Linked DNA regions of Homo sapiens: region 2 is linked to region 1. A link is a contact called in ENCODE Hi-C or POLR2A ChIA-PET data. All regions are on one chromosome and are shown on one strand. The core of a region is the stretch at or near the end of the contact, and the rest is flanking DNA. Distances in the headings are between cores, read along the strand shown.

What was found. A loop is a pair of places that touch in the nucleus more often than their neighbours do. ChIA-PET counts read pairs that join two places held with the same protein, here RNA polymerase II (POLR2A). Pooled maps may share reads with other maps.
Region 2: a loop to region 1 is called in a pooled map, with 4 times the contacts of the local background. The contact joins two enhancer-like sites. A Hi-C loop is called at or near these places in 10 of 50 pooled maps. POLR2A ChIA-PET finds 5 or more read pairs at or near these places in 5 of 52 experiments (CD4-positive, alpha-beta T cell, K562, PC-3 and 2 more).

Annotation. Positions count from the first base shown.
Region 1 is chr3:56,753,531-56,756,277 of GRCh38, reverse strand. ARHGEF3 (Rho guanine nucleotide exchange factor 3) reads left to right here. Exons shown (of 10, transcript NM_019555.3): 3 at 1,127-1,297; 4 at 2,712-2,747. Among named protein-coding and RNA genes, the nearest start is that of ARHGEF3, 47 kb to the left of the region's middle. Within about 2 kb of position 1,402, at least 19 of the 41 ENCODE cell types and tissues checked have a DNase peak (open chromatin) inside an H3K27ac peak, as active enhancers do.
Region 2 is chr3:56,861,220-56,863,919 of GRCh38, reverse strand. It overlaps a transcript of ARHGEF3 not described here. Among named protein-coding and RNA genes, the nearest start is that of ARHGEF3, 61 kb to the right of the region's middle. Within about 2 kb of position 1,404, at least 5 of the 41 ENCODE cell types and tissues checked have a DNase peak (open chromatin) inside an H3K27ac peak, as active enhancers do.

The DNA.
Region 1 (2,747 bases), core at 153-2,652:
AATGTGGTTTTGGAGCACAGCAACCTCATTGCTTTGGCAAAGTCTCCAATAAGTGTGATGAAATCTTCTAGGATGAAGACTGAAAATGATGCACTCAGCTTTCTTCTGGATCATTTGTATTTGTCATGAAAAGCATTTTGGTAGCATGTTTAAGTCACACAGGTGGACTTCTGCGGCCTCTTTGGGAAATAGGAAAATACCTCAGGGACAGGAATCATGTGCTGCAAAGATGGTATTTAGTATGTGTATTAGTCAGGACTTTTCAAGTTGACAGAACCCCAACTGAGATAATAGAAAGGGAAATGTCTTTCTATATGTAATGAAAATGTCTAAGGGTGGTTCTTTCTGGTTTCAGGCACAGTGGGATCCAGAGGCTCAAGCAGTATTGGTAAAGCTTGCTCCCTTCCTGCCTCCATTGGTCACTCCATCCTTCATTCTGGGTCTCTTTATTCTCTCCTGTAGCAGACAGATGCTTCTGTGTAACTAGGGAGAGTTGCTGCTGGAAGGCCCTGCTTGTGTTCTCTCTTGAACTCACAATCCCAAAGGAATACTCTTTCCTCCTTTCTCCCGTAACTCATGTGACAAATTTCAGGGAATCACATGCCCATCCCTGAACTAGGATGGTGGAATACTCTATTGGTCAGGTCTGGGGGTGCCCACCAAAACTATATGTAATAGGATACCCAAAGTTAGTGGGATTCTATTTATAGAAGGAGGAGAGTAGGAGTACTGGCCAAATGTTTGAATAAATAAAGGCCATCCACTATTGTTATCTCTGGTTCTTTTAAAGAGGGGAGATGTCCACTGGAAAAAAGTAGAGCTCATCACGTATCCAAGAACTGCCTTCATGCGTGAGTTTGGCCTGATATGTGCTTGCACTATAGTCCACTTGGTATCCAGGTCACACAGAACAGATACTCCCAGCACATGTTCCAAAGCAGCCCCCTGTCCAATTTTCCTTAGCACGTAGGCTCAAGACAATGCCCCACTTCCCAAAGGCCTTGTGGCAATGTCCTCTTTTTCTTTCACATATATGATTTATGTTCCGTCAACGACAGGAAACTGCTCAAAGATCCACCCAGTCCTGCCGCTGCCCCCGTGATGGTTTGTTTTTCTCATTGTTTAGCGCTCCATTAGCTTCCGCAGTGAGAGCCGCCCTGACATCCTCGCCCCCCGACCCTGGTCCAGAAATGCCGCCCCCTCGAGCACGAAACGGAGAGATAGCAAGCTGTGGAGTGAGACCTTCGATGTGTGCGTCAATCAGATGCTTACATCCAAGGAAATCAAACGTCAGGAGGTAGGCTCGGGGCCCATGGAGCTGGCTGTGTGTCTGGAACAAAGGTGCATTGCAGCGTCAGCCATGCTGGAATTTGCGCCTTAGTCTCCAAATCAATTCTTCATTGCGTTTGCAGAAGGATAAACAAGAGTGTCTGACCTTGGGGAAGGAACTGAGAAACCAGAAACCAGCTGGGAGGGTGTGGCCCCCACTTTAAAAAGAAACTGATGTGAAAATATGAATTTACAAGAAGATGAAACCAAGTGTCTATTTAGGATTCTGAAGTTCACAAAAATAATCATTTTAGTTATATTTTGTTAGCAACTTATAGACTATTTTAAAATATTTAGTTTACATAGCTTTGATTCAGCTTCATGGAAAACTTCCTTTCTATAGAATCCAGTTAATTTCATTCCCGGTAAGTTTTCTGTATCAGTTGCCCTAAATGACTCTGATAATATTACCCTGTATAGAAGAGCTTGTTTAAGTGCTTGTGCCAGGCTGTGCTGAGCACTTCATGTGTGCATCATCTGATGAGATCCTTGGAGTATCCAGCTCAGGGTTGTGCCTCCACCTGCTTTGTCCTCAGTTTACCAAGCAGCCCCAGGTGGAGGGAGCTTTCAAAGCCTGACCACTGTTTCCCTATATCCTGAAACACAGTAGACCCTGAAATATCGTTACAAACTTGTACTCCTTTAATAATGTAATGTTTGCTGACAGTTTGACTTCCCAGATGGAAGTGAAAGAGTGTTCTGTGCATCATAGCTCTTTAGCATGATGGCTTAATAGAGCCAAATTAGAAACGGTCCATTTACCTACTCTTCCACACAGCCAGCGCCTATAATTTTATTTGTTGTACCTGTGGGGCTGAGAAGTGGTTTAGAATGAATTAACTTCACCAGGTTGTATTTGGAGTGATAAAATGTTGGATTCTTCCTACAATCTCAGCCTCAAGGCAGTGGATAATACAAATAAAACTTTCTGCTGAGATTCGCCTTCTGTCGAGTAGAAGAAAAAGTGGGGATGGCCCAGTTAATAATACTGCCACATCCATTATCTAGAAGAGCCTCTGAATCACTTCTTATGATGGCCTCTCACAACAAGGGTACCAAATCCATGGCTCACACTGTAATTATTTTACCTAAAATAGTTCCCTCTTGTTCAGCTGCATCAAAGTTCTGTAACATGAAAGATGACTTTTTGGACTAGAAATGTGTAGAAACTTTCTCCCACAAACAGAGAAGCACAATATGCAGCAGTTTTGCAATATCTTTTCATTGCAGGTTTAAGCATAGATGCATTTGCTTCAGGTTAACGTAACTTAAAATACTTAAATATGTAAATTTGGGGTTTTGAGTGGTGGAGCCAGCACTATTTGAATATGGTCTTGTAAATGAAGGGAGAATTCAGTGAATATGTTTATCTTTCCTTGCAGGCGATCTTTGAGCTTTCCCAAGGAGAAGAAGACTTG
Region 2 (2,700 bases), core at 155-2,654, 110 kb before region 1:
ATTTTACCTTCTGTCATTGTATAGCTATCAGACCTTGTATGTATTGCTTCACCTCTCTGGGTCTCAGTTTCCACAAATATAAAATAATATAGATGAATTGTGTCCTTTCCAGTGCCAAATTCCCTAGGTTCATGATGTTTTGAGTGCTATCGGTTTTTCAGGCAGAGGATTAAAAGGTAAATGTGGGCCGGGTGTGGTGGCTCACACCTGTAATCCCAGCACTTTGGGAGGCTGAGGCAGGTGGGTCACTTGAGGCCAGGAGTTCAAGACCAGCCTGGCCAACATGGTGAAACCCTGTCTCTACTAAAAAATACAAAAATGGCCAGGTGTGGTGGCTCACACCTATAATCCCAGTGCTTTGGGAGGCCAAGGCGGGTGGATTGCTTGAGGTCATGAGTTCAAGACCAGCCTGGCCAACATGGCAAAACCCCATCTCTAGTAAAAATATGAAAATTAGCCGGGCATGGTGGCACACACCTGTAATCCCAGCTCCTCCGGAGGCTGAGGTGAGAGGATCGCTTGAACCTGGGATTTAGAGGTTGCAGTGAGCCAAGATTGCACCACTGCACTCCAGCCTGGGCGACACAGTGAGACAATGTCTCAAAAAAAAAAAAAATTAGCTGGGTGTGGTGGCACACACCTGAATCCCAGCTACTCGGAAGGCTGAGGCATGAGAACTGCTTCAACATGGGAGGCGGAGGTTATAGTGTGCCGAGATCGCGCCACTGCACTCCAGCCTGGGCAACAGAGTGAGACTCTGTCTCAAAAAAAAAAAAGAAAAAGGTAAATGTGTTGGTTTAATAATAGGAGATCAGTATCTGAGTTTGCTTACACAACCATCTTTCTTCAAGTCCTTCTTTCTAACTCCTTGGATGTTAGAAGACATGGTTAGGGGGCACCACTGTATACACTTAACATTTCATTTATGGCAAACAAGACCGGTCTTTAATTAGGTTGCCTTTTTAAAGCACACCAGATGTGAGTCACTAGAAAAACAAAACCAAACTCTTCAAATGAGTAGGAGTGAATGTAAGAATTCTAATGAATCAGCCCAGGGTACACAGCCTAAATGAAGTGGAAAAAGCTAGGGGAGGTTTGCTAAGGGGGTGCATTTGACTCTTGCGTCCTATAAGTTGGGAATCCTTTGTCAGCAGTTGTAACAGGCATGCTCAGCTGCAACCACAAACATTTTCCAATGGAGGAGTGTTGATAGCATTTTCATTGACCTTAAAAAAATAAAAAATCTAATGGCAGGGTCAAGGGGAAGGCAAGAGGTGTAATTTGCTGGTCAGTCTCAGTCAGCCGCCTGCAGCAGCCTCGTCCTGTGTGAGACTTTAAGGGAATGCACATTGGCATGGGGGTTCCCAGGCGGAGGGGGGCCCAGATTCAGCCTTGGCCTCATAGAGGAGCAACAAATTGAAACAAGAGCAGCCCTGTTGACCTTCAGACTGCAAATGGACTGCTTTCTTTGTGCCATGTCGCCCAGTGAAATAATCCTGATAAAAGCTTTTTGTTTAGCCATTGGAACAAGAGCAGGGATTCAGGGAAAGAGTATTTCCCCACCCTTTTAAAAAATGTTTTGGTGTTGGCTGTTCGACAGACCTGGGTTCTGCTGAACCAGTAGGCATTGGAGTAGGGGGATTTGTGGAGTAGGGAGGTTCTTGGTTGGTTCTGAGGTCATCTGCAAGGTTTTTGTTGCATCTCTCACACTTACAGAAGGGCAGTCTGACCCTGCTCCCCCTCCCACTCCCCTCACCCTGCCTTTACCTCCATACCATTCCTTTTAAAGTCCCAAAAGGTGGGTGGGTGGGGAGGGTCAGGGGCTTACTCTTTCATTTGCTCCTTCATTTTAAGCTGTGGATTAGCATCTATGTTTTTGCCTTTGTAGCAGATTGGCCAGAGATAACCCCATTATTTTAGTGCATCCTGTTGCTGTGTATAGGTTTTAGGGATCATTTGGGAACTATTATAGGTTATAGACCAGTGGAAGCAGAGCTGCTGCTTATTAGATTGAAGACATTTGGTAGAGAGAGAGTTAAAAAAAAAAAAAAAAACCAACAGGTTAGAAGGCTTCATTCACTTTTAGAAGAGAGAAAGGAGGAAGAGTCTGAGGTACATTCTATAGCTTTGTGGGAAGAGGGGATGCTTCCGGCAGGATCTTTGGGATTTGGCAGTGGCAGACTCTACTCTTTGCTCCCTGCAAGGCCCTGAACAGCCTCCTGAGGGCCCAGCAGATCCAGGCCTTTCCGACCCCAGCCCTCAGTCCCCAGGCCCTTGTACATTTTATACTCAGGTTCCATTTAAGAAGTGGGAGATCCATAGCCCCTTCTGTAAATGTATCAAGAGAGAAAATCCCGGGCTCAGGGAACTTTGAAGCCTCTGCTTTAGCCACTGCCCCCAAGCCTCCATTGGGCTCAAATTTCCTTGCTTTTCCTGCTAGGAAGACTGTTTCTTTTGCATGCTTTCACCTGGGCAATCTAGGTTTTAAATTTTGAGCATTTGAGGAGCTTGTGTTGGTTTTCTACCAAACCTAGATGATAGATTAGGTTCCAGTTCCTTCCAGCCCCAAGCTTTCTAGACAATCTAAGGCCATCCTTTGACTTCTTCAAAGTTAGATGGCCCCTAAGACTCCTCCATGTCCCACCCCAGTCTGAAGTTGATGGCCAAAGTCCCAGGCAGAAGGCACCAAAAGGGAAGATA